Regions from separate parts of the Homo sapiens genome. Here region 2 is linked to region 1. The links are chromatin loops, found by intact Hi-C in ENCODE. Cell type or tissue: OCI-LY7. All regions are shown on one strand. Links, peaks and the distances in the headings refer to the core of each region. The heading gives the core; the rest is flanking DNA. Region 1 holds the start of CD1B (CD1b molecule). Region 2 has its middle 6.7 kb from the start of CD1A.

Region 1 (16,793 bases), core at 4,380-12,379:
CTGTTTATCTTTAGTGTATCTATTATAGGTTTTTACTTTGTGGTTATCATGAGGCTTTGAAATACATATTTTGTTTACATCAAGTTGTTTTATTTTATTTTAAATTTCCTACTTTTATTTTAAGTCCAGGGGTACATGTGCAGGATGTATAGGCTTATTACATAGGAAAACGTGTGCCATGGTGGTTTACTGCACAGATCATCCCATTACCCAGGTATTAACCCCAGCATCCATTAGCTATTCTTCCTGATCTTCTCCCTCCTCTCATCCACCACACTCAGGCCCCAGTGTGTGTTGCTCCCCACCATGTGTCCATGTATAACAAGTTATTTTAAGCTAATAGGAACTTAATTTTAATCAGAAAAGAAAGGAAACAAAAATATTGTACACTCTAACTCCTTTCTTCTCAAGTATTTTGAATTTTCATGTCCCAATTTACATCTTTTGTATGGTTTATCTTTTAATAAAGTATTTTAGTTATCATTTTTAAGAGCTTTGTATTTTTGTATTCATACTAAAGTTATAAGTGGTTTACATACCATAATTACAATGTTAGATATCCCAAATTTATCTGTATTCCTACATTTATTCATTTATTTAAAGGCAGGGTCTTACTCTATCACCCAGGCTGGAGTGCTGTGACTCAATCTTGGCTCACTGCAACCTCTGCCTCCTAGGCTCAAGGAATTATCCTATTTCAGCCTCTTGAATAGCTGGGACTACAGACACAAGCCACCATGGCTGGCTATTTATTTTTTTTCTGTTTTTTTTTTTTTGTGTGTGTGTGTTTTCTCGTAAGATGCGGTTTTGCCATGTTGCCCAGGCTGAACTCAAATCCTTGGGTTTTTTAGTCAATCCACTTGCCTCAGCTTTCTAAAGTGGTGGGGTTACAGCCATGAGCTACCATGCCTGGCCTGTATACTTACCTTTACCAGTGAGTTTTATACCTTTTGATATTTTCTTGTTACACATTAGCATTTTTTTTCTTTCAAGTTGAAGAACTTCCTTTGTTATTTCTTGTAAGACAGATCTGGTGGTGTTGCATTTACTTGGCTTTTGTTTGTCTGGAAGAGCCTTTATCTCTCCTTCATTTCTGAAGGACATATTTGCCAGTTACTTTATTCTTGGTTGGCATTCTTTTTCTTTCAGCATTCTGAATATATTGCCCTACACTTTTTGGCCTGCAAGGTTTCTGCTGAAAAGTCTGCTGCCAGGCATATCAACATTCCCTTACATGTTATTTGCTTCTTTTCTATTACTGCTTTTAGAATGCTCTGTTTTTATTTCGAGAGTCAAAGGGTATGTCTTGAGGTAGTTCCATTTGTGTTGAATATGATTGATGGCCTTTGACCTTCCTTTACTTGAGCATTTACATCTTTTTCCAGGATTGTAAAATTTTCTTTTATGATTTCTGTGAATAAGCCGTCTATTTCCTTGTCTTTTTCTGTACCCTCTTGAACTCCAATGACCCAAGTATTTGCTCTTTCAATAGTATCCCATAGACTCCATGAACTTCACTTGTTTCTTTTTTTTTATTCTTTTTCCCACTTTGGCCATATTTCAAATAGTCTATCTTAGATTTCACTGATTTTTTTTTCTTCTGCTTGATTAATTCTGCTGTTAATGCTCGTATTGCATTTCTTATTTCATTAATTGTATCTTTTAGCTCTAGGATTTCTGTTAGATTTTTCATTACTTTAGTCCCTGTTAAACTTCTCTGATAAATTTCTGAACTGCTTTTCTCTGTGTTTTACTGAAATTCACTAAGCTTCCTTAACAAGCTATTCTGAATTCCTTGAGAGATAATACTTCTGCATCACTTTAGGGTTTGTCACTGGCATCGTGTTTTGTCTGTTTGGTGAGGTCAAAATTCCCTGGTTGTTCTTGATGCTTGTGTATGTACATTGATGTATTTGCTCTGAAAAAAGGTATTTATTTCAGTCTTCACAGTCTGGCTTTGTTTGTGCCTGTTTTTCTTCACTGGGCCTCTCCAGAATTTAAGCAAACCTAATGTTAGATCGCATGACTGCTGCAGCCATTTCAGCACTAGAGGAAACTCTAAGCCTAGGTTCACTGTGAGTCTCATGAGGGCTGTCAGGTTGGCATGGAGCCCTTATGTAGAAGGACGTGGTGAAGACCCAAGGAGGGTGCCCAAGCTGTGTGAGGAAGCTGGCCAGGGACCTAAGTCCAGGAGCCTGTCTCATTGGCTCAGATGTGGGAGGAGCTGGAGCTGAGACTGGGTCCCCTCAGGATCTGCTTTGGGACAAAGGCTGGTGGTCCCACCAAGGAGTTTCAGAAAAATGGGTGATTGCCTGGCTATGAGATAAGGGTAAGTCTTTCTCTAGGTATCCTTGTGTGAGCAGTAATAAACTCAGATCACAGCTGAGTGGGTCTGGAGCCAAATTACAGGGTAAGTTTCAGATTCACTGCCAACATTTAACGGACAGAAGAGATTTTCTGCCAAGTTATTAGTGTGCATGATTCCTCCTAGACACATTGGTAGATGTTTTTGGTTCAAGACTCAAGACAAAATTGGAGTGTAGCCAAGCCTTTTGTTAACAAGGATGTCTCCAAGTTTGAAACCTGCAGTATCATTGGTGGGTCTGCTATCCAGGTGCTGGTCTGCAATCCCAAAGCTGCCTACCTAGGGCCTTGATTCCACTGAATTTTCACAGATTACTCCCTGATTCCTGAGGCTTCTACAGAGAGACTTTTGTCTGTGGATGAGTAGATAATTCTTGGAGTTGGGGGATATGAGTGGGTTACCTCCTATTCCACCATCTTTCTGACATAGTGTTTGTATTTCTATTCTGACTATAACATATATAGTGGGATTAGATGAATACATAATTACATTGATTCATCGGAAACCAAGATTTTCCGTGTGGGAGAAAAGAGAAGTAGAAGTGAGACTGATGAGTTAAACACATAGTTTTGAATTTGAAGTGAAAGTGTAAATATGAGCTTGTGATGATATTTATCCTCAAAAAAATTTCCACAGGCTAATTTTTTTTTAGGTTTTCCCCCTTAGAAGGCCTAGAAACTAGGATTAACCCAGTAATTTCCGTATCACATTTTTTCCAACTAACAAGGACCAGAGATCCTTGCTAATTTCTAGTGTAGGGCAAGAAGTTTCGGCAAGAACCTTGAGCAACTTTGCCACATCAGGAAGTAATACAGTCTTGATGACAGAGGTGTATTGATGGAGCTCAGGAAGAATTGACTTGAAAAGAATCTCATTGTCACAGATAGGACAATTTGAGCTTCAATAAAACAACTACTATGATAGATACAAGCATTTCAAATAAGCTGAAATTCATGAGTATACAATTATGCAAAAAAATATTGATCACTTGTGGAGAATGCCATATAAAGCATTCATTCTCTTGAGAACGGGCAAATAAATAGAAAGAATAACTATCTTATTACCTTGATTCCATCAAGGTAATAAGATAGTTACTGAAGATAATGTCTCTTTAGGAATATTCTAAGTAATAAGTGAAGAATGTTTAATATATTTTTCTTTCACCCCTAGGCCATTCATTCATAAGATATGACCCAGGGCACTTTGAGGTCCCTGACTCCTTTTCTGAGGGTCCATAGTTCCCAATAAATCCTAACAATACTACCAGGTTAAATTTTTAATTCTATTCTTCTCATGATTTTATGTTGTTCTCCAGAGACTACATGGAATATGATATTGCATCAGATTGGATGCCAAAGCAGATATGAAAATGTAGCTGTTTTCTTATTAAGCCAGACATTAAAGAGAATTGCCAAAATACTAAATAAATAAATAAATAGATGCAGCTGTAAAGCCACGCTTCTCACTACATTTTTGAAAAACATTTAAAAATAAAGATGTAATTTTTGTTGATATGTAATCCATGTTTAATTGTAGAGAAGTTTATAAATATTTTAATTATTAGTTTATTAGTTTTTACTTCTAAGATATATCTAGCTATCTGTCTGGACATACATTTTATACACACACACACACACACACACACGCACACACACAATTTCCATCACACAGAGAAAAGCTTTTCTGGTGATCTCAATCTTTTTTTATTGTGGTAAAATACACATATATAAGATTTACCATTTTGCCATTTTTAAGTGTACAATTCTGTGTTATTAAGTACATTCACACTGTTGTGCCACCTTCAATATAACTTGTACATATGTAAAATGTGTAAGAGTTGAGACCTATTAATCTAGTAATGAATGAAGACCATTAAGCATTATATGCCTCTTGTGAGATATACATAGTATAATAAAACCTGAATCTGAGCACATCACAAATCTATTTATTTATTTTTTATTTTTTCTTGAGACGGAGTCTTGCTCTGTTGCCCAAGCTGGAGTGCAGTGGCGCGATCTCGGCTCACTGCAAGCTCCGCCTCCCGGGTTCATGCCATTCTCCTGCCTCAGCCTCCCTGAGTAGCTGGGACTACAGGTGCCCACCATCATGCCCGGCTAATTTTTTTTGTAGTTTTAGTAGAGATGGGGTTTCACCGTGTTAGCCAGGATGGTCTCAATCAACTGACCTCGTGATCCGCCCGCCTCGGCCTCCCAAAGTGCTGGGATTACAGGCGTGAGCCACCATGCCCGGCCCACAAATCTATTTATATATAGTAAATAAAGAGAACAAAGGGGCATGTTAAATGACATTATAGCTATGTAATCAGCAAAATCCAAACTGTGGATGATTTTACAAGAAGAATGATGAAATTTCTTAAAAAACAAATTCTAGGATAAAAATGAGAGAAGAATCCTACAGATTAAAAACGGTTTATGAAACATCAACTAATTTTAATGCATGAATCTTATTTTTATTCCAATTTAATGAATAAACTGTAAAAACAATTCATGAGACAATTGGAAAAAATTTGAATGCTGAACAACTATATATTTAATGATATTAAGAAATCTTTTATTTGGGGATGTCATAATGTAATTTCGGCTATATGTTAAAAAAGTCTATATGTTACAGAAAGACATGTTGAAATAGTTAAGGATGAAATGATACAATATCTAAAATTTATTTTAATCATGAGTTGATAATTTTTTCAAAACTGTCTAATGAGCAAAGGATAGTTTTTATACTGCTTTATGTTTGCACATATAAAATTATTATTATTATTATTATTATTTTTGGAGACAGGGTCTTGCTCTGTCACCCAGGCTGGAGTGCAGTGGCACAATCTTGGCTCACTGCAACCTCCACTTGCTGGGTTCAAGTGATTCTCCTGCCTCAGCCTTCCAAGTAGCTGGGACTACAGCCATGCACCACCATGCCCGGCTAATTTTTGTATTTTTAGTAGAGACAGATTTTTGCCATGTTGGTCAGCCTGGTCTCAAACTCCTGACCTCAGGTGATCCACCTGCCTCGGCCTCCCAAAGTGCTGGGATTACAGGCGTGAGCCACCACGCTTGGCCCCTATAAAATTATTAATTAATGGACCAGCGCTGGCTGGTCCATTTTACAGAGTGCAGATTGGTCTATTTTACAGAGCACTGATTGGTGCATTTTACAAACCTCTTGCTAGCTACAGAGCACTGATTGGTGTGTTTTTACAGAGCATTGATTGGTGCATTTTACAAAACTCTTGCTAGCTACAGAAAAGTTATAGGAGTCCCCACTCAACCCAGGGAGTGCAGCTGGCTTCACCTCTCACTATGACCCTTTAAAAGCTAGACTATAGCTGTAGTAAGCCAAGGGTGGTTTTCTCCAAAGGAGTTTGGAACAGAAATAAAGAAAACATAATATTTTTTGGCTAAGTGGAAACTATTTTAGCAAGATGAGGAGAATCTACAATATCAACTAAAAAGAAAAAAAAATGGAAGAAAGTAGATGACTCTGAAAGAAAACACTTAACTTGGCAGTTACAGCAACTCAGATAGTTTTTACTGAGAAAATGAATTTGCAGCTAAGAGATCTTGCCAGAGATCTACAAATAGGGAACACTGTCCTCAAGGAACTTACAAAGAGAAGGGGAGGAAAAACAAAAATAACTCCAATGCTGTGAGTAAAGTGTAAAGTGGATCTCTGCATAGTTCCTTTTATTATAGCACTAGGAAAGTCTTCCTGAGGAAGAAACATCTCAGCTGAGCCTTCAGGGCTAGAAATTCATCCAGGCAGAGACAGAGAAGAAATTACATCCAAAAGGCTCTGCATCTCTGCAAATACAGTGATTCTGGCATAATTATATTTGGTTTTCTTTGACAAATGATATTTAACCAGAAGCAGAAAAAGAAAAGTTTTAAATTAGGAAGCCAAAGGGAGTCACCATTAAGTCATATGTATTATATTTCATTTATTTTGAGACACATTTTTTCTAACATTTTAATGTGTGTAAAATCAGGGTGAATCACACTGTTAGTACAGTCTCATAATAAATTTACAGTTTTAAGTACTTTTTTGCTGATGTTTAAATAATAATTTATTTTAAAATACATGAAAACTCTGATTTCATCAAATTTGAAAATCATTTGAAATATGATAAGATTGACTTTTGGGCTGATATCTTGGGCTTCTTGGTACTTATTGCGAATGGGAGAGGAGACATGATGATGGCTCATGGGATATTCTGATATGACCTGTTAAAAACAGAAGAACAAAAGAGCTCCACATAAAAGATGTTTGTACACCCATGCTCATAGTAATATTATTCATGATAGTTAAAAGTGAAAGCAACCCAAGTGTCCATAGATAGACGAATGGATGAACAAAATGTGTTATACGCATATGGTGGAATATTGTTCAGTTTCAAAAAAGGAAGGAAGCCCTTTCATATGCTACAATGAGGATATTACGCTAAATGAAATAAGTCACAAAAAGACAAATATTTACAATTCCACTTATATAAGGTACCTAGAATAGTAGAATTCATAGAGACAGAATGTAGAGCTGTCCTAACCAGGGCCTGGAGAAGAGGGGAAATGGGAACTTGCAGCGTAATAGGAATAGAGTTTCAGTCTTGCAAGACAGAAGAGTTTTGAAGATTGCTTGCACAACAATGTGAACACACTTAACACCACTGAACTGTACACTTAAAAATGGTAAAGATGGTAAACCTTATGTTATGTGTATTTTAACAGAATTTTTTTTAAGTCCACATAAAACGAATGGGAGTTTGGGGAAAGGATATGGTGAAAGGATTGAGGATAAACAATTTTTAAATAGATAAAATGGTAAAAAACAGTGGAAGGGTGAACAGAAAAGACATATTAAAAAAAAAAACAACACCACCCACAACTCACCGGCGCCTCATATACCATAATGCAAGGCATAGCAAAAGGAGCAAGGAAGGCACTATTATTGCCAAAACAATTGAGCCAATGGAGGTGGGGTTTCCTGGCAATTGAGAGAGGACAAAAGGATGTCACTTCAGATACTATACACAGAATTCCTTGGCCTTCCTTTGCCCACCTACTTCCAATGTATGGTCATTTCCAACTTCCTCTCTCATATTCCTGGCCACCATATATCCATCCTTTGATCCCCTCTACCCAGTTTACAGGTCCTTAATTCCTACATTTTTGATAACTTGGATTATCTATTTTTACTCCTGTTGGGATTGGGGTCAGGGAAATCAATCAATCAATCTCTCCCTCTTTCATCTCTCAAGCTCTATCCTTCCCCAGTGCCTCCCTCTATGCCTGAAGATCACTTCCTGGCATTTCCAGCCTGGGTCCCTGCTATTTCTTACTCCAGTAGAGGATGATGTCCTGGCCCTCTAAACTGCTGTGCTTCACCCGACAGGACAGGCCAGCCGCCTCCCCATCTGCCACATCCAGGGTTGCTCGGAGATACCATGTCCAGTTAGCATTGGGCAGGATGTCCCCTAGCTGAGTGCCCTGCTGCTCCTGCTCACCCCGCATCCACATCACCCACACGGGCTTTGGGTAGAATCCTGAGACATGGCACACAAGCTGCAGACGGCCAGGTCCAGGACTGGGGCCACTGGACAGCCAGGCCTCAGGCTTCACTAAGGCAGGAAGGAGAAAAAAAAGTGTCATGTTATAACTCGAGTTCAGAGGTTATGAACTCAGAAACCTACAAGCTTGGACAGCGACCCCATTCACTCCTTTGGGAACCAAATAACTTGTTATTTAAGCTCCTATCCTTTGATATCTTCCTACTCTTGATCTTAGAGGAGGTGGTGGGAAGTGAAATAACAGCAGGACTAACCTTGTCTTTGCAGATCTGCTTTTCCTGCATTGAGGACGCCCAAGAGATATCGGGGGCAGGTTTCATAGAGGAGAATTCTCACAGTTTCCATGATACCTTGATATTGTATGATTAGTGCACAGAATTTCTGTGCCCTGCTGCCACCTTCTGGGGAAGGCACACATGAAGCATTCTTGACACTCAGGAAATCCAATCCTCCTAGAGCTCCCCTCAGGAAGCTTACTATGGCACCTCCAGAATGTAGCTCACAGCCTGCTATGCCCTGGATCTCAAAGGGGTCTATGTAGAGGGAAAAGAGAGCAAGTTATTAAACACAAATAAGAAAAAAAGGCATGAGAAAAGAACCTAGGATTTTAGATTTTGGTGGGGATAAAGTTATTTGGTGTAAAATGATGATGAGCTAAAAACTAATGATAACATTTAGACATTTTCAGAAACAAGAGCATTGAGAAAAATGTGCATGCCATGAAGACAAAGGTATGTGATAAAGGAGTACAGTGAGTATGAAAGGAGAGGTGAGGCAGAGCGTGGTGCAGTCAGGAGTGCAGCATTCCAGAGTGAGTGGAGGTTCCCAGCAAGAGGAGGGTGCGGGGAGGAGATGATTGAAAAGATGGATTAGGGGAGAAAGCCACACGTTAGATCACTCAGGCACAGGGTAGGAGAAGTAAGGGCCCTTGAGGAGAAGTTTCACATAAGACAAACCAGCAGCTGGTTACAAAGTGGAAGACAGTCTGAGAGTAAGAGAAGAGTGCAGAGGCAGCAAGAATCTGAAATATGAGGTGTGATGGTGTGAAGCTGGAGTGAGAGACTACTCAAGAAAAGCATGTGCGTGCATTTGGGTAAAATAGAAAGGAAGGGAGAAGCATCAGAGAGAGCAACACTTTGCAAAAAAGAGAGAAAAGAGAGTCCTTGAGACTCTTCCCAGTTCGGTGGACTAGACTCACATTTCATCTGGAAATCACCGGCAAAGTCTTGTACTTCTCGAGCGAATCCAAAGATGTAGACTCGGAATATCTCCTCTAACTCAGCAACCTCCTTATCACTAAAGTTACCTTTAGACCAAGGCTTCAGGAATATGGCAGTGCCTGAGTCGCTATCCCAGCCATGAATCTGCAAATCATCCAACCAGCCTGAGCCTTGAGTTTGTGCCCAGGTACTATTGGTAAAGGACGAGGTCTGGATAACATGAAAGGAGGTCGGCCCCTGGAAGGCTGTGAAGAGTGGAAAAGCAAGATGGTGAAGATAAAGAGAGAAGCAGGAGACAATTAGGAAGAATGGGAATGAAAATGATTTAGAAAACAAGAACCTAGAGTCTAAAGAACACAGGAAGTCTGACACATTTGACTGCCTTAAGGCTTCAGGTTCTAGTCCCAACCACCAGAATGGTTGAAGAGGGCGGGAGACAGAAAGACCCAGACCCTTAGTGTCCAATTGCACCTAGGAAAGCCCTGCTTGCTTTTTAAAATCCAAACCCCTGCACCAGTGCTGGGAGCTGCCAGAGTGACTCTTACCATGTTCACTGTTACCACCAGGAAAGAGAACAGCTAACAGTTGAAATGGCAGCAGCAGCATTTCACTGGGAGATGCAACTTCTTACTGGCAGAGCTGGTATTTGATCTCCAATTTCAGCAAAGCTTTTCCTCAGTACCCTGTAGTGACTTCTTCTCTCTTCCAACTGCCAAATCTCTTCCTCATCCAAACTGCTTTTCAGAGAAAAATGTGCCTCCCACAGCCCTGAGCCTCTTACCTCACCTTTTATTTCCCTCAAGCCCTGATTTTTAGAGTTTCTCTTACCCCCTGACTTCCAGCCGCTCTCCCTGTCCTCACCTTCCTTCATACCTCCTTGGAAAAGCCCCCATATGATTCTGCATTTTCATTTCTCCTTCCTTAGCCTTTATTCCCACATCTATAGGATAAGATGGTGATATTAAGCAATTGCTAAGCTTTTAGTCTGCTTTAACCCAGAAGGATGCTTTTAGTTTATCCACCTCACTTAGTTTCTCCCCCTCCCAGCTGCCTTATCTTCTCTGGCACTCTGTTACTGCCTCTTCCCAATGTTTTCAATGTCTTCTCTTTCTTATATTGCCCTCTTTGTCTGGTGTTCCTTACCCCACATTCTAAACTGGCTGTGAGTGTGTGTGTGTGTGTGTCTGTGTCTGTGTGTGTATGTGTATGTGTGTGTACCGATATTCACTTACATAAAGGCAAAGCATTTAAAACATTTCCTGTACTATAGCACTACAAACCAAAATGCCAGAATCAAATATAATAAAGACTGAAGTTTATAATTCAAACAAAATTATACTATAGCAATATTTGAGGGAAAAAATGACAATTGCTGCTAGCATGTGACCTTCTCTTCAGGAGCTCTTGGCCTATGGAGTTTTGAGTAACAAATATTCATGACATAAACAGAACTCTAGGAGCTATGCTATGTGCACCTCCAGCCTAAGTCAAAGATAACTTTTTGGGTAAGTTGCCATAAGCGGCAGAGCTTTTTTCTTCTCTTGTAATATCTCATAACTGCTGTCTACATTTGGGCATTCATATCACCACATGTGGTATTAATAATAGAGCAAAGAGGTTGCTTTTTTTTATACAAAAAGTTCAGAGATACTTGTTTTAAGATGTCACCTCCTATCTTCTTGTATGCCCATGAAAAATTTTAAGAAGAATTTTTGGATTTTCTCCATTTAGGAAAAAAATCACATATTTGCAGAGATCTATGTATCATGCAGAAATGTGGCAGCAATCGATTCCGAGTAAAGAGGGTTATCACTAACTAATTCTATTATGTGGATAAGAAAATGCAAAGTGAGTAGTGTAGTGTTCTCTATTCCTGGGGACACTACTGGTTCACAACATTAATAAGACTGGTTCACAACATTAATAAGACTAGCCTTCATCCAAGATTATTACTGCCTAATTGATAAATACAGAGCAGCTCTCCAAATTTCAATGTATGTATCTCTTAACAACATTCCCAGACTCCAATACATGACAGAATTGAATCTACTTTTTGGATAACAGCCATAGACAACAGCAGAGACTTAACATTGGCTGTCACAGACATGAACATTACTATTTTTGTGTTTATACGTTTTTTATTTTGGGTAGAACACCCAAAACAGAGCTCAGGAAAAGCTGGTAGACAACCTGGGCTATTTTCCATTAAAATAAGTGAGTTCTTGCAAGACTCCCAAAGTTGAATTGCTACAAACTAAATCTGAAATGTTCCTCATTTTAAAAAATAATCCAAAAGAGTTGGCAGGGCACAGGAGACTATCACAACACTAGCCCCACACTCATCAAACTTTTTTTTTTCTTGAGACAGAGTCTTGCTCTGTTGCCCAGGCTGGAGTGCAGTGGCATGATCTCGGCTCACTGCAGCCTCTGCCTCTTGGGTTCAAGTGATTCTCCTGCCTCAGCCTCCTAAGTAGCTGGAACTGTAGGCATGTGCCACTATGCCCAGCTAATGTTTGTATTTTTAGTAGAGACTGTGTTTCACCATGTTGGCCAGGATGGTCTTGATCTCCTGACCTTGTGATCTGCCCACCTCAGCCTCCCAAAGTGCCAGGATTACAGGCATGATCCACCACGCCCGGCCACTCATCAAATTTTTAAACAAGTTAGGCCTAAAACATGAGAACAGTAATCCAGTCAAAATTATGTTACCAGAAAGGAATATTAGTATTGCCAAAGACTGAGTTAGAAATTGAGTTGTGCCTGAGAGATGGAAGATAGAGGAAGAGGTCTTGGTTTCAGTTTCAACAGCGTGTAAGTTTTTGCCAAATATGTGCAGAATGTCTACCTAAATAACAAACAGAAAAAGAGGCTCTCTAAAAGAAAAAGATATTTATTTGAGAATAGAGCATTGCAATGGGAATATATATGCAATAGTAAACGATGTGCATACTCAGGGAGGTAAAGGAAGGCAAATTTTTTAAAGAAAAAAAATTAAGAGAATTACATATTTGTTTTGAAATAATTATCCTTGCCTACAAATATCAATAACAACGGTGACACCAGTCAGAGGTTAAACAGACAGTTGCTGGCAGGGCAGATGTCTTTGAGGCATTTTTCATGTAAGGTTGTGATGGCCTTTTCAAGGTTGTGGTTTTTGCAGAGTCTTTCGTGGTAGTTGTTCTTATTAGGTATACAAGTGTGAGAACCCTCTCTGCATAGTCTTCCCTAGCTCTGCCAGTTTTTTTTTTTTTTCCTTAGTGACTCCGTTTTGTTTCTGGCAACATTTGCAAGAAGATGACTGTAAATTTAAATTTAGTTAGGAAAATCGCCAGACAAAATGAAAATTTTGTAATTCTTCAAATGTCATATTTGAGGGAAAAATTTACTTTATACACTGTCTTTTCCCTGAAAAGTGGAGCAATTGAGATAGTTTGAAAGGTCTAGAAATTAACCAGGTTTTCAAGTTACATTCTTTCTCACATATCATATCCAGTATTTCATATTTCCTTTCTGTTTCAAAAGTACAGAAATGGACATGGCAGTGTCCACAGTGTCCACATAGCAATGTCACACATTTCCATACTACACTGTGACTATGCTTGTCCAGCTCTATGGCATGGTTTGTATTTCCACTCTGCATTAGTACCATTGTTGCTTGACATATGAAACCTGTCTTCTAGGGAAAGATTATCCCTAGTCCCAATATTTGTTTCAAATTAAAAAATCAACATGTGCACACTTCTAAATCGAAGCTTTAATTGATGCTTCTAACTCATACTCTCCTATGGGCCTAAAGACCATGTACACTTCTGATAAGCTCATCAAGACACAGGTTTTCTCAGATATTGATTGCATAATCTCACTTATATGTGGAATCTTAAAAGAGTTGAGTACACAGAAATAGAGAATAAAACAGTGATTACCAGGGGCAGGAAGCAGGTGGTGGTGGGAGGAAATGAGGAGATGTAGGTCAAAGAATACAAAGTAGCCGATGAGTAGTCCCTTCTGAATTGCAGAGGATACATTCCAAGACTTCTGGTGGATGCCCAAAACCACAAATAGTGCTGAACCTGATTGCTGCCAATTGGAGCCCCTTTCTGTTCATGTCCTCCACCCACAAATTTGATGGCTTTTTAAGATCTTAACTAAGCACTTACCACACACTCTGATCATAACCTTTGCAATTTGAGGTGTGATGGTAAAATTTGTACAATTCCCTTTTCCCCATCACAATTTTATGGAAAGAAGATTCCTTTTTACTGTAGAACATAGCAACATCAGCATATTTTGTTTCTTTCCTTATTAAGTCAAAAACTTAACACCTTTTCATTTAAAGGAAGCACTTAATGGCTTCTCTTTGGCATATTTGAATTACAAGCATCACTACTTCTGTGCTTTGGGGCTGTTATTAAGTAAAATAAGGGTTACTTGAACACAAGCACTGGAGACCAGGACAGCTGATCTGATAACTGAGCCAGCTACTAAGTGACTAAGGGTTGGGTAGCATATACAGTGGAGATATGATAATTAAGGGGTGATTTGCATCCTTGTCCAGATGAAGTAGGCTGGCCTGAAATTTCATCATACTACTTAGAATGGTGCACAATTGAAAACTTATAGATTATTTATTTCTGGAATTGCCCATTTAATATTTTCAGACTGCCATTGACCATGGGTAACTAAAACTGTGGAAAACAAAACCATGAATTAAGGAGGGGTCTACTGTATATTATAAATAAAAAAATATTTTGACCTTGCTACCAGTATCCATGTTAAATTAACTTATTACATTTAATATTTTATCTATAGATCCTTTTGGATTTTCTAATGATATCTCTAAATATGAAAGTTTCATTAGATTTTTTTCAATTGTTATACCTTTTATTATATTTTTTGCCCATTTTCCCTGGCCTATGACCTCCAGTAAAATGATAAATAGAATTATTGATAGCTACTTTTTTTTTTTAAACAGAGTCTTGCTCTGTCACTCAGGCTGGAGTGCAATGGTGCGATGTCAGCTCACTGCGACCTCCACCTCCTGGGTTCAAGCAAGTCTCCTGCCTCAGCCTCCCAAGTAGCTGACATTACAGGCATCTGCTACCATGTGTGGCTATTTTTTTTGTATTTTTAGTAGAGACGGGGTTTCACTATGTTGGATAAGCTGGTCTCAAACTCCTGACCTCAGGTGATCCACCTGTGTTGGCCTCCCAAAGTGCTGGGATTACAGGCGTGAGCCACCGCACCTGGCCCAGATAAGATTTTTTAAGAGGTTAGGTGGTTCCAAGATGGCTGAAGAGGAACAGCTCCAGTCTATAGCTCCCAGCGTGAGTGACGCAGAAGAGGGTGATTTCTGCGTTTCCAACTGTGGTACCCGGTTCATCTCACTGGGGCTTGTCAGACAGTGGGTGCAGGACAGTGGGTGTAGCCCACCAAGCATGAGACGAAACAGGGTGAGGCATCACCTCACCAGGGAAGTGCAAGGGGTCAGGGAATTCCCTTTTCAAGCCAAGGGAAGCTGTGACAGATGGCACCTGGAAAATCGGGTCACTCCCGCCCTAATACTGAGCTTTTCCAATACTTAGCAAACGGCACACCAGGAGATTACATCCTGCGCCTGGCTCAGAGGGTCCCATGCCCATGGAGCCTCACTCATTGCTAGCACAGCAGTCTGAGATCGAACTGCAAGGCTGAAGCAAGGATGGGGGAGAGGCACCTGCCATTGCTGAGGCTTGGGTAGGTAAACAAAGTGGCCAGGAAGCTCGAACTGGGTGTGGCCCACCGCAGCTCAAGGAGGCCTGCCTGCCTCTAGAGACTCCACCTCTGGGGGCGGGGCATAGCTGAACAAAAGGCAGCAGAAACCTCTGCAGACTTAAATGTCCCTGTCTGACAGCTTTGAAGAGAGTAGTGGTTCTCCCAGCACGGAGTTTGAGATCTGAGAATGGTCAGACTGCCTCCTCAAGTGGGTCTCTGACCCCCGAGTAGCCTAACTGGGAGGCACCCCCCAGCAGGGGCAGACTGACACCTCACACGGCTGGGTATTCCTCTGAGATGAAGCTTCCAGAGGAACGATCAGGCAGCAACATTTGCTGTTCAGCAATATCTGCTGTTCTCCAGCCTCTGCTGCTGATATCCAGGCAAACAGGGTCTGGAGTGGACCTCCAGCAAACTCCAATCAACCTGCAGCTGAGGGTCCTGACTGTTAGAATGAAAACTAACAAAAGAAAGGACATCCACATAAAAGCCCCATCTGTACATCACCATCATCAAAGATCAAAGGTAGATAAAACCACAAAGATGGGGAAAAAACAGAGCAGAAAAACTGGAAACTCTAAAATTCAGAGCACCTCTCTCCCTCCAAAGGAACACAGCTCCTCAACAGCAATGGAACAAAGCTGGACAGAGAATGACTTTGACAAGTTGAGAGAAGAAGGCTTCAGATGATCAAACTTCTCAGAGCTAAAGGAGGAAGTTGGAACCCATCACAAAGAAGCTAAAATCCTTGAAAAAAGATTAGATGAATGGCTAACTAGAATAACCAGTTTAGAGAAGCCCTTAAATGACCTGATGGAGCTGAAAACCATGGCACGAGAACTACATGACGAATGCACAAGCTTCAGTAGCTGATTTGATCAACTGGAAGAAAGGATATCAGTGATGGAAGATCCAATGAATGAAACAAAGCAAGAAGAGAAATTTAGAGAAAAAAGAATAAAAAGAAATGAATGAAGCCTCCAAGAAATATGGGATGATGTGAAAAGACCAAATCTATGTCTAACTGGTGTACCTGAAAGTGATGGGGACAGTGGAACCAAGTTGGAAAACAATCTGCAAGATATTATCCAGGAGAACTTCCCCAACCTAGCAAGGCAGGCCAACATTCACATTCAGGAAATACAGATAATGCCACAAAGATACTCCTTGAGAAGAGCAACCCCAAGACACATAATTTTCAGATTCACCAAAGTTGAAATGAAGGAAAAAATGTTAAGGGCAGCCAGAGAGAAAGGTCAGGTTACCCACAAAGGGAAGCCCATCAGACTAACAGCTGATCTGTTGGCAGAAACTCTGCAAGCCAGAAGAGAGTGGGGGCCAATATTCAACATTCTTAAAGAAAATAATTTTCAACCCAGAATTTCATATCCAGCCAAACTAAGGTTCATAAGTGAAGGAGAAATAAAATCCTTTATAGACAAGCAAATGCTGAGAGATTTTGTCACCACCAGGCCTGCCCTACATGAGCTCCTGAAGGAAGCACTAAACATGGAAAGGAACAACTGGTACCAGCCACGCAAAAACATGCCAAATTGTAAAGACCATCGATGCTAGGAAGAAACTGCATCAACTAACGAGTAAAATAACCAGCTAACATCATAATGACAGGATCAAATTCACACATAACAATATTAACCTTAAATGTAAATGGGCTAAATGCTCCAATTAAAAGACACAGACTGGAAATTGGATAAAGAGTCAAGACCCATCAGTGTGCTGTATTCAGGAGACCCATCTCACATACAGAGACACACATGGGCTCAAAATAAAGGGATGGGGGAAGATCTACCAAGCAAATGGAAAACAAAAAAAAGGCAGGGGTTGCAATCCTAGTCTCGGATAAAACAGACTTTAAGCC
Region 2 (13,079 bases), core at 2,024-10,023, 83 kb before region 1:
CCAAGTCAATCGTAAGCCAAAAGAACAAAGCTGGAGGCATCACACTACCTGACTTCAAACTATACTACAAGGCTACAGTAACCCAAACAGCATGGTACTGGTACCAAAACAGAGATATAGACCAATGGAACAGAACAGAGCCCTCAGAAATAATGCTGCATATCTACAACTATCTGATCTTTGACAAACCTGAGAAAAACAAGCAATGGGGAAAGGATTCCCTATTTAATAAATGGTGCTGGGAAAACTGGCTAGGCATATGTAGAAAGCCGAAACTGGATGCCTTCCTTACACCTTATACAAAAATCAATTCAAGATGGATTAAAGACTTAAATATTAGACCTAAAACCATAAAAACCCTAGAAGAAAACCTAGGCATTACTATTCAGGACATAGGCATGGGCAAGGACTTCATGTCTAAAACACCAAAAGCAATGGCAACAAAAGCCAAAATTGACAAATGGGATCTAATTAAACTAAAGAACTTCTGCACAGCAAAAGAAACTACCATCAGAGTGAACAGGCAACCTACAAAATGGGAGAAAATTTTCGCAACCTACTCACCTGACGAAGGGCTAATATCCAGAATCTACAATGAACTCAAACAAATTTACAAGAAAAAAACAAACAACCCCATCAAAAAGTGGGCAAAGGACATGAGCAGACACTTCTCAAAAGAAGACATTTATGCAGCCAAAAAACACATGAGAAAATACTCACTATCACTGGCCATCAGAGAAATGCAAATCCAAACCACAATGAGATATCATCTCACACCAGTTAGAATGGCGATCATTAAAAAGTCAGGAAACAACAGGTGCTGGAGAGGATGTGGAGAAATAGGAACACTTTTACACTGTTGGTGGGACTGTAAAGTAGTTCAACCATAGTGGAAGTCAGCGTGGCGATTCCTCAGGGATCTGGAACTAGAAATACCATTTGACCCAGCCATCCCATTACTGGGTATATAACCAAAGGACTATAAATCATGCTGCTATAAAGACACATGCACACGTATGTTTATTGCGGCACTATTCACAAGAGCAAAGACTTGGAACCAACCCAAATGTCCAACAATGATAGACTGGATTAAGAAAATGTGGCACATATACACCATGGAATACTATGCAGCCATAAAAAATGATGAGTTCTTGTCCTTTGTAGGGACATGGATGAAATTGGAAATCATCATTCTCAGTAAATTATCTCAAGGACAAAAAAGCCAAACACTGCATGTTCTCACTCACAGGTGGGAATTGAACAATGAGAACACATGGACACAGGAAGGGGAACATCACACACTGGGGACTGTTGTGGGGTGGGGGGAGGGGGGAGGGATAGCATTAGGAGATATACCTAATGCTAAATGACTAGTTAATGGGTGCAGCACACCAGCATGGCACATGTATACATATGTAACTAACCTGCACATTGTGCACATGTACCCTAAAACTTAAAGTATAATAATAATAAAAAAATCAGTAGCATTTTATATGCCAAAAGAAAACAATTGGAAATATAAACCAAGAAGGTGATCTCATTTACAATAGCTAAAAAATTCCTAAAAATAGCTAGGAATTAAATTAACCAAACAAGTGAAAGATCTCTACAATGAAAACTATAAAATATTGATGGAAGAAATTGAAGTAGACACACACACAAAGAAGATATTCCGTGTTCAGGAATGGAAGAATCAATACCATTAAGACATCTATACTACCCAAAGTAACCTACAGATTCAAAGCCATCTCTATCAAAATACCAATGACATTCTTCACAGAAATAGAAAAAATAGTACTAAAATTTATATGATACCATAGAAGATGCAGAAAAGCCAAAGCTATCTTTAGCAAAAAGCACAAAACTAGAGGAATCACATTACCTGACTTCAAATTATGCTACAGAGCTATAGTAAACAAAATAGCATGGTAATGGCCTAAAAACAGACACATAGATCAATGGAACAGAATGGAGAACCCAGATGTAAATTCATAGATCTACAGTGAATGCATTTTTGACAAAGGTACCAAAAACATACATTGAGGAAAGCACAGTCCTTTTAGTAAATGGTGCTGGGAAAACTGGATATCCACATACAAAATAATGAAACTAGACCTGTATCTCTCACCATACACATGGATTAAATGAAAATGGATTGAAGAATTAAATGTAAGACCTCAAACTATGGAACTACTACAGGAAAACACTGGGGAAACTCCCTAGGACATTGGACTGGGTAAAGATTTCTTGAGAAAAATACCTCCAAAACATAGGCAACCAAAGCAAAAATGGACAAGTGGGATCATGCCAAGTTAAAAAGCTGCAAAGCAAAGAAACAACAAAGTGAAGAGACAACCCAGAGAATAAGAGAAAATATTTGCAAACTATCTACCTGACAAGGGATTAATAACCAGAATATATAAGGAACTCGAACTACTCAACAGGAAAAAATATAATAATCCCATTAAAAATGGGTAAAATATCTGAATACACATTTCTCAAAAGAAGGCATACACATGGCAAACAGGTATATGAAAAAGTTCTCATCATCATTGATCTTCAGAGAAATGCAAATCAAAACTGCAATAAGATATCATCTTACCCCAGCTAGAGAGGCTTTTATATAAGAGACAGGCAATAACAAATGCTGGCAAGAATGTAGAGAAAAGGGGACCTTCATACACTGTTGGAGGGAATGTAAATTAGTACAACCACTATGGAGAACAGTTTGGAGGCTCCTCAAATAACCAAAAACAGAACTACCATATGATTCAGCAATCTCATTGCTAGGTATATACCCAAAAGAAAGGAAATCAGTATATTGAAGAGATATCTGCACTCCCATTTTTATTGTAGCACTATTCACAATAGCCAAGATTTGGAAGCAGTCTAAGTGTCCATCAACAGATGAATGGATAAAAAAATGTGGTACATATACATAATGGAGTACCATTCAGCCATAACAAATGAGATCTTGTCACTTGCAACAACATGGATGGAACTGGAGGGCATTATGTTAAGTGAAATTAGCCAGGCACAAAAAGACAAACATTGTATGTTCTTACTTATTTTGGGAGCTAAAAAGGTAAAACAATTAAGCTTATGGAGGTGGACAGTAGATTGATGGTTACTAGAGGCTGGAAATGGTAGTGGGGTTGGGGGAAAGTAGAGATGGTTTTGTACCCACTAACGTGGGTACAAAAATAGATAGACTGAATAAGAACTAGTATTTGATAGCACAACAGGGTGACTACAGCCAACAATAATTTATTGCACATTTAAAAATAAAAGAGTATAACTGGATCGTTTGTAACACAAAGAAAGCATAAATGCTTGAGGTATTGGATACTCCATTTACTCTCAGGTGATTATTACACATTGTATGCCTGTATTAAAATACCTCATGTGCCCCATAAACATGTATACCTACTATATAACAAAACACAGAAAAAAAGGAAAAAATTGCATAATTGTAGTAATAGGGTAGTATTATTTTAGGCGATAGATCTTCAAATTCTTTGCTTAAATAAGTAATCTAGCAGTATCAAGGGTTTTAGTTATTGTTTCTGCAATCGTGAAAAAGGGGAAAAATATAATATTCCTTTTGGGCTTAAAGAAAAAAATCAGAATTGATTATATATATTAGAAAACAGAGATGTTAAACATAAATATTATGGCAACAATTATTAAAAAGAAAACGGTATGGAATTACAAACATTTTTGAAAGCTAAAGGTTATTTTCATGGGCCTTAGCAAGATCCTTTGAAGTCTAGATGTCTGTAAGACACTTCTGTTTTAAAAAAAATTTTGCAAGCCTAGCTTCCAAAAATGGAGAAGAATTTGGAAAGGGAGCATGTCCCATGTTATAGGCTGAATTGTGTCCCATGATGATTCCATTGTTGGAGCCCTAACTCCCAGTTCCTCCGAATGTGACTACATTTGGAAACAGAATCTTTAAAGAGATAAAGACCAGATATAGTCTCATAGACAGAGGGAAGACCATGTGAGGGTGGAGCAAGAAGAGGGCCACCTGCAAGCAAAGGAGGCAGGCCTCACAAGAAACCAATTTCTGTTGTTTAACATACCCAGTCTGTGATTTTTTAAATGACGGTCCTGTAAAGGAATACATCCACTGTTGGCAAATTTTTCGTCTAGGAGAGGATTAGTCGTTAAGCAAGAGAGCAAACACGCATATAACAGGCATTGCAAGATAAGTAAACATTTACGCAGCATTTTCAGAACATATTGGGAAAATAAAAGTCTTCCTAGCATAATATTTGTAAAGAATCCTCTTAAGGAGAACGTTGAGCAATCACATAGCAAAGCGTGTCTTCACCTACTTTCTGTATGATAATAAGGGCCCTGACAAACAAAAAAGCAACATTAATTACAACTGATACAAGAGTACCCCTGGCATCTCCCAAGTGTGTTACCTGTTATCCTTTAGTTATTGCTAGAACTGGTGAGAACTACTAAGCATGGCTAAAAAGATGTTGTCTGATTGCCCAAGAATTCTCATCAGCTTCTCACTGAGGAGTTAGGAGAAGTTGATACCTGAATGAGGTGTCATATGTGGTGCTCATTATGTCCAGGCAGTTTTAATCCTTTTTTATACCTTCATACATTCCTGAATTAAAAAATCACTTGAGATATTCTCACGAATATATGGTCTCACTGTCTAGGTCCTGCCTGATTATTGCAGACAAAAGTCTTGTGCTCAGAGTGAGCAAAGCCCTGCAAACAGTGAAAATATGGAGAAGAAAGATTTAATCAGGTTCATTCATTTCCCTATACTTTCTCTCATGAGAGAATTATCACACTCTATGACTGATTTACAGGTTTCTTTCTGTAGAGTTTGAGCTTTTATCTGTCTACTCTTTGTAATCTAAGTGTTTAGCATAACATTTGATATTTGTAGATGATTGTTTATAACTGAAATATAATAACTGAAATATAATAAAAAGGAACTTTGCTTTCTATTGTCTTATATTCTGAGTTACCTACATCTTTAAGTTTTTTTCTTCACTATGAAAAATAAAGATTATTTTAAAAACTCATTAATTCTGCTTTGGTGCTTTTGCCTTTTCTGAATCTAAACATTCATGTCTTTCATTATTTCTGGAAAATTTTCAGCCATGCTTTCTTTAAATATTTCCTCTTCCAATTGTGTGTTTTGTCTTTTAATGAAATTCCTATTGGGCTCATATTGGATTTCATACTAATTTTCATATATCTTAACTTCTTTCGTATTCAACACTTCTTTATCTCTATATTGCATTAGAGGAAATTCTTCAGCTCTCCCAATTTAGAAGTCTTTTTAAATTGCTTTCTGTCTTTGTTGTTTAATCTACTCATTGAGTTTTTATAGTAATTAGCGTTTATATTTCTAGAAGTTTAATTTGCTTTAAAATATGTTTGATATTTTTTGATAATGTCTTTTCAAACCTTTTGACTTTAAGGTTTTAAAATATAAATTCCTCTATATGTGATATCTTAGGGAAATGAAACTATTTATTCTGTCTGCCAACTTTCCTTCATCATGGAATCTTTCTCCCTGTGCTAAGTTTGGATGGTGACCTCATCTTAGGAAAGGCTTTTTGTGAAATATCCTTTGCAGCTTGTATTGAGGGTGGTTCTCTTGAGATAACTTTGCTTTAAATTCCACCAGGTGGCACACCTGGAATTACATTTGTTTTGTTTTGTTTTGTTTTGTTTTGAGACAGAGACTTGCTCTGTCGCCCAGACTGGAGTGCAGAGGCGCGATCTTGGCTCACAGCAACCTCCGCCTCCTGGGCCCAAGAGATTCTCGTGCCTAGGCCTCCTGAGTAGCTGAGATTACAGTTGTGCGCAACCACGCCTGGCTAATTTTTGTCTTTTTAGTAGTGACAAAGTTTCGCCATGTTGGCCAGGCTGGTCTGAAACTCCTGAACTCAGGTGATCCGCCCGCCTAGGCCTCTCAAAATGCTGGGATTATAGGTGTGAGCCACTGTGCACAGCATGGAATTACTTTTAAAATTAATTTCTTAGTTTGTGAATTTCAGGCTCATGCAAGTAGATACTTTTGAACTTCAAACTCAGACCTGTGATTAGCAATTCTCAGAAGGAGAAAAACCAAAAAACAATCCAATCCATATAATTGGATGGATTTTTTTTCTACTCTATTTGTCCATTCTATCACTGAAGTGAGGATATAGCAGAAGCCTCAGTTGCAAGTCTTATTACCTATTTTTTTTTTTTTAAATCCTAAGGCCTTGTTTCCTGATCCAAGTGACTAACAGTAGCCAAACTCCTAGGGATCTATACAAGACAATGCTTAATATGTCCAGGTGTGGATCCTGTTTGCCTTTCTGGGTTTCCATTTCTTTGCCCCCTAGAGAGCTTTCTTTATTTCATTGTAAATGCAGCTATGCATTTAAAAATAATTTTTAAAAATCTTGCATTTCTGGGTGTTTTGTGTTAGTATGTCTTTGCAGGTCATGTAGTGTGCTGTCTTTCCAGAAGCAGAATCCCTGGCTGTTTTATGTGTTACGCACAGAAATCCAAGGGTCATGTGACAAGGCAATGCTTCAGGTTAGGAAAGTGAGTCCAGGAGGAGGGACTGAGGTTAGATTGAATGGATAGGAAGTATGAGAAATTGAAGAGGAGGCTCTGGGAGCTGAGATAAAGGCTAAGGGAGGATGACAGTGAAGACAGAGAAGAGAGAGAAAGGTGGAGGAAGAACACATGTATGGGAAGGAACAGGAGCACAGTAAGACACAAAGAATAAGCCATAGTGATATTAGAGACTATTCAGTTCTTTCAATCTAGTTATTTTACAGATAAAGAAACTGAGGCCAAAGTGTTAAGGATCTCTCCAATTCAACACCTCCAACAGGTGTCCCATGTGGGGGTTCATCTTGACTCAGTCTACAGCTCCTTTTACTGTAAGAGATGTGCGTGAGAGGCCAGCAGCACACAGGCAGATAAAGCGAGTCCTTCCAGAAGCCAGAATGGCAAGGAAAAACTTGAAGCAGAGTGAGAGGGAAAATGAGAAGCCCAGAAAAGGCATGTGGTTATGAGAGGCAGTGGTTTCTGTGGCCAGGAAATTGAGGTTTCTGTTAGTGAAGAGGAGGAAGTCAGATGAGATGAGACCATGTGGGGAGGGGAGCTTTCATATCTGGGTTCTGAGGAGAGCTTCAATGGGGAAGGAAGAATTTAGGAGCCATGTTTGCGTTTGGAGGAGCAACAGGTAAGTGCTGCTACAGTGAACAGGAACATGCTTTTGGCCTGAACACCAATGGTTCAAGAAAGTGGATCCTGGGGAAAGGTTTGGTGGCAAAGGGAAGAATATGGACTTGCCTAGGATAGCTGGGACACCTGTCTGATTGAGTTCTAATCAGGGTATATGTTATTCACACTAGTTTGCTTCTCTGGGGTTTCCTGTGTCCAGGGAGTACAAAATTATCAGTGATTAGTGATAGCCATCCCCTTCTCTCTTAATTATTTTCCTTTTCTCCAGTTCTGGTCACCTTCCTTACCTATTTTATCTCTTGATTTTTCCCTAGCATTCTGCTCTTTCTCAGCCCCCACCCCCAATTTCTCAGCACCCCCAGCCAGCTCCCAAGAAGCCCTGTTCCCTTCTGTTCCCTCCTTCAGATCCTGCCCTGTACCCATCATAGCTGAGTGAACACTCAGGAGTGGAGTTGGCTGGGAAAATTGCAGACCCACAGTAGGACTACAGCTCTCACCAGCTGCTGCCTGCGTCTCTGATAAAGATCAGCTCTGCCCACAGAAAGCTGGGGTGGAGATACTTGTGGCTTGGCTCCACTTCTCTTTCCAATCTGTGCCCAACTTCCTCTTCTCCCGCTTCTTCCTTCTTTAGCATCTTTTATTTCCCTGGTGTTTCTGATCAGCTCATAAAACTTTGGTCCCAGAACTCCATTTCTCAATTAGTTAATTCTCTTTCTTTTCCTTATCAAACCTAAGCTGACTCCTCTTTGCTTTTCTGACCCCATATTCAACGGTGTAGGCCACATAATTTGTGGCGTTGTGCAGAATAGAAATCTGGGGCCCTGTCTTTCTCCATTCAGGCTGCTACAACAGAATACCACAGACTGGGTGGCTTATAAACAACAGAAATTTATTTCTCACAGTTTCGGAGGCTGGGAAGTCCAAGATCAAGGAAGATTCAGTGTCTAGTGGAGGCCTGCTTTCTGGTACATAGAGTACACTTTCTGGATGTGTCCTTACATGGTGGAAGGGGTCAGGGGTCTCTCTTGGGTCTCTTATAAGGGAACTGATCACATTCATGAGGGCTCCAATCTCATAATCTAATCACCTCCCAAAGGCCCCACTTCCTAATAACATAACATTGGGGGTTAGAATTTCAACATATGAATTTTGGGAAGACACAAAGATTCAGAACATAGCAGGTCTGTATTCAAATAGGCAGGAGAAGAGTGCTTTTAAAGGTATTAAAATATAAAACTTTTTCATTCCTTCTGAAGTTTCTCTCTCTTTCTGTCTCAACCTGTTATGGTGTTTTGTTTTGTTATTCTTGTTTGTTTAATTTGCTAATGTTGTACCCCTTGGGCACAGGGATACTCACAGTGTGAGCACAGAGGCTCTTAGGTGCCTGGGGGCCGCACTCCATGACTCCGGCGCATGCAAGCTGCCCACTGGCTGCTGGGTTCCCCTTGCTGGGAAGAGGAAGTCAGTCTCTCCTTCCCACAGTGGCCACTCCAACCCTCCACAGATGGGTGACCACCATGAAATTGCAACCACTGTATGGAGATGCACTTGATTCTTGGATCAAGGGTGGGAAAGCATGTCGTCCTGATCTGTCTCAAAACACTCTGTGGTGCAGCCTGGGTGGGGATGGCTAAAGCCAACCTCTGTGCAGACACTGTGGGATGCATGCCCCCAAATCTTATTCTCCCTGTGTCCCTGGCAAAAGCAAGGGAATTGTGAAAGGTGATGGCAGAAGGGGCCACCTCTGCTGATGAGATCAGACGGCTGTATGGGCAGACAGTGGCAGGGTAGTGGTGGACAGGAGGGCAAGAATTGCCTGTGGCCCCAGACATTGGGGAGCAGATGGCAGAGAATCAGTGCTGGGGAGGTGAAGTGATGGGAGCCAAGACCACATGTCAGCAAAGAAGCCCTCACACAAGTTTTTTTTGGCTCATTTGACTTCATTTATAAAACACACATTAAGATAAAATTATGAAGAATTTAAGGATGATGATCATAGGGCATCAACTATGATGCTGCATTGGTTGCGTGCCCCATGAAGCAAGCCCGGGATATACAATACACCGATTAACTCACTATTTGGGGGATGATCCTGACTTTGTCTCTTTACAACCTTCGGAAAATTTTGCCTCTTTCAGACTTTCCATCCTACAACTCTGGTTAGCTCAGTCTTCCCCAACCATTTCTGCCATCTTCCACCTTGGTCTCAGTCATGCGGATGTCTTGTGCCTGATCAGACCAATGTTGGTCCTCTCTTCCTATCTCTCTCACCTTTTCATTCCCTGCTCTTTGCATTAACTTGGGAAACATTTGTGTGTGTATGCTAGCTTTAGTGCCCTCATTTTGTTACCTTGGCGTGAAGTCTGCCGTCCCTGCAGCTCTATTTCATTTGAATGAGGGAGAAGCCTCATAAAGTTTTAAAAGAGCTTTTTAAGGATTACAGTCCCTATATCTCTAAGGTTTTCCCAGGACCCATTCCACATGAGAAATCAGGATAAGCTTGCTAAACTTGTACAGCTGACCCTTGAATAACATGGGGGTTAGGAGTGATGACGGCCCCGTGCAGTCAAAAATCCATGTATAACTTTTGACTTTTCCAAATCTTAACTATGAATAGCCTACTATTGGCTGGAAGCCTTACTGCTAACATAAACAGTTGATGAACATATATTTTGTATGTTATATGTATTATATATGATATTCTTAAAGTAAGCAAGAGAAAAGAAAATATTTTAAAGAAAATCAGAAGGGAGAGAAAATATATCTGCTATTTATTAAGTGGATCATCACATGTTCGTCTTCATTGTCTTCATGTACAGTAGGCAGAAGAGGAGGAGGAAGAGGAGTTGCCTTGTCTTAGTGGTGGCAGAGTCAGAAGAAAATCCACGTGTGAGTAAATGCACACAGTTGAAACCCATGTTATTCAAGAGTGAACTGCAGTGTGAGGGTTTGAGTCAATCTAGTCTGGAGCTAACTGGGTTTGCTGTTTTGCTGTTGCTGCAATAGTCTTCAAGTTCCTCTACATTGCTCTGTTCCTAGGGTGGGGCTGGTTTGCCAGAAGGTTTTGTTAATGTCTCCACTCTCAGGTTTTGGTGTTTCCTTTGTGAAATATCTCTAGAGGACCTACCTCCATGCTTTCCATTCTTCTAGCTGCAGACTCGTCTTGTAATTGATATTTATGATACTGCTTGGGAGAAGGAGTAAGAGCACTGTCTTTTGTTCTGGTGCAGTCTCATTCTTAGGCAGGTCAGTTGTTTTTGAATTTTTTGAAGTTTTGTCATGTAAGTGTTCCTGCCTTTCTTCCAGCAGTTTGGGACCTCTAATAGTCTGGAACCAGGATGTTTTCTCGTTCTTTCCCATTGTTTTTCTTCTCCTCAGCTGCAGTGGGTTTTCACATATGCCCTGAGGGCAGCAGGGCTTTCTGCCCTTTCCCCACCAGGTTAGGGCTTTTTTTTTTCTTTTAGATGGAATATTGCTCTGTCACCCAGGCTGGAGTGCAGTGGCGCGATCTCGGCTCACTGCAACCTCCGCCTCCCGGGTTCAAGTAGCTGAGACTACAGGTGTGCACCACCACAACTGGCTAATTTTTGTATTATTACTACAGATGGGGTTGCACCATGTTGGCCAGGTTGGTCTCGAACTCCTGACCTTGTGATCCGCCCACGTTGGCCTCCCAAAGTGCTGAGATTACAGGTGTGAGCCACCGCACCCGGCCACGGTTTTTTTTTTTTTCTATGTTGCAATAGAGGAGATGGGTCTGGTTGGGACTTACTACCCTTCCCATGCAGTAGCTGTTCTCATACCTCAGGCCCGCATCATGAGAGAGGATTTATCTGGTCTACATCTCTGACCCTAATGTTTCAGAAGACCCTGGTGAGGTTCATAGAAAAAGGCTTAGAGACTGATGCGAATTTCCCTGTTTTTGTGACTCCCAGGGCTTCTATATACTCATGCTAGCCTTTACTAATTTGTCTAAAATTTTAGCTGAATTCTTATTCTTACTGGCTTGTATAATATCTGGCATCTGTCCCAAGTAAACAAGGGTTTGCATTCCATCTGTCCTTTGAGGAGTCTGTCTTTCTTTATATTTTGGGTTAACTGGTTGCCTTGATATTTCAGTTCTTTGATAAATTCAAGTTATGATTTTGATAATCTGGCTTCAAAAAATTATAAGTATGAAAATGAAGCTCTTTCCAGCTTTTTGCATGCTAATCTTAACTTTAAAAAAATTATCTGTAATCCCAGCACTTTGGGAGGCTGAGGCAGGTGGATCATCTGAGGTCAGGAGTTTGAGACCAACATGGTGAAACCCCATCTCTATTAATAATATCAAAGTTAGCCAGGCATGGTGGTGCATACCTGTAATCCCAGTTACTTGCAAAACCGAGGCAGGACAATTGCTTTAACCTGGGAGGCAGAGGTTGCAGTGAGCTGAGATCATGCCACTGAACTCCAGCCTGGGTGACAGAGTGAGACTCTGTCTCAAAACAAAACAAAACAAAACAAAACAAAAAACAAATAAAAAAATTATTTGCAGGCCATGCCTGGTGGCTCATGCCAACAATCCCAGCACTTTGGGAGGCTGACACAGGAGGATTGCTTGAGGCCGGGAGTTGGAGGTTACAGTGAGCTATGATTATTCCACTGCACTCCAGCCTGAGTAACAGAGTGAAACCCTGTCTCAAGAAAAAAAATTTTTTCCCCCTAAATTAGCTTCAGATACTTTTTTTTTGAAAACCAAAAAATAGTAAATAGCCCAGACACATTTATATGGATGATATCTACAAAGCACAAACATATATTTAGAAGCCCTTCAACAGTTACAAGCAGCGTAAAAGAGGAATGTAAATGTGTCCGGCAAAGACTCATTTATAACAAAACAACCCTGAAACATCCAAATAGGACTAATAAAAAGGGATCCTGGGATAAAGACTTTGGAATACTCCATTAACTTCACTGCTCACAAGTTCTGACTAGTTTCTTATAAGTAATAGGACATTTATAGCAGGATCTTTTATGTAAATCTCATGCCAGTAACTTGTACTTTTATCCTAAATAAAACTGTATGAGATTCTCATCTCACTACATAGGGTTACAAGTAACTTTTATGATATCTTTAAAAAGTTTCATGTTGAATATCACCTCCATAATTAAAAAATGGATGCATAGACTGAATTCATTCATTCATTTGACAAATATTCACTAAGCACCTACCACTTGTGAGATACTCTGTTAGGTGGGGATACAGTATGATAACTGTATGGAACTAACACTCCAAGTCAAACATTGAAGTCAAAATTCTGGGCTGGCGTACATTAGTTAGGAGCCCCCATTTTAGAAAATATTATTTCAAGCAGGCCTTGTTTTTATCCAGAGAGTGTATACAGTATAATAAAACTCAGTACACCAAGATTTATATTTCATGGCGTGTTTTTCTCCCTAAGTAGAGAAAAAGCTCCTTCAGTAAAGTGATTGTGTTGTCAACCACTGCATATTCTTAAGTGTACCAAGATGCTTGACTCCAGGCAGGTGCTAAGAGAGACTGTTGGGTGAGTGAATGTATATCAATGAAAATCAAACAGAGGAAATTTTCTTTATATGTTTTAGTGTTCCTGTGGTTTTTTTTTTTTTTTTTTTTTTTTTTTTTTTTTTTTTTTTTGTGATGGTTACTGGCTCTTCTCTAAGAATAATGGAGAAAAGGTGTTAGTTTGTACTGTCGCACAGGGCAGTCGTAGGAGACTCTGAAAAAGCAAATAAATCAATGTTAAATCAGAAATGTGAATGTAGTAAGGGGCTGAAGAGACAGGGGAAGAGAATACATGGGAAAATATTGAAAAGGACAGAGTGAT

Evidence for each region. Peaks named below come from ENCODE experiments on the same cell type or tissue, not always from the same donor. Only the 100,000 strongest peaks of a DNase experiment are listed, where the experiment ranks them.
Region 2: it touches region 1 in a loop (11-fold over the local background); 7 of 110 quality-filtered maps call a loop at or near these places.

What each region holds. Positions count from the first base shown.
Region 1 is chr1:158,321,655-158,338,447 of GRCh38, forward strand. It overlaps CD1B (CD1b molecule), which reads right to left and starts at 9,877. Exons shown (of 6, transcript NM_001764.3): 1 at 9,709-9,877; 2 at 9,142-9,408; 3 at 8,198-8,476; 4 at 7,716-7,994; 5 at 7,267-7,360; 6 at 6,301-6,603. The coding sequence starts at 9,769. The coding sequence ends at 6,582. RefSeq lists a silencer at 14,879-14,928. In OCI-LY7, for the core only: CTCF peaks have their summits at 8,340 (motif pointing left) and 8,548; a DNase peak (open chromatin) is centred at 8,347.
Region 2 is chr1:158,241,184-158,254,262 of GRCh38, forward strand. It overlaps a transcript of CD1A not described here. Among named protein-coding and RNA genes, the nearest start is that of CD1A, 6.7 kb to the right of the region's middle. In OCI-LY7, for the core only: CTCF peaks have their summits at 5,654 (motif pointing right) and 5,855; DNase peaks (open chromatin) are centred at 5,678 and 7,108; H3K4me3 peaks cover 348 bases.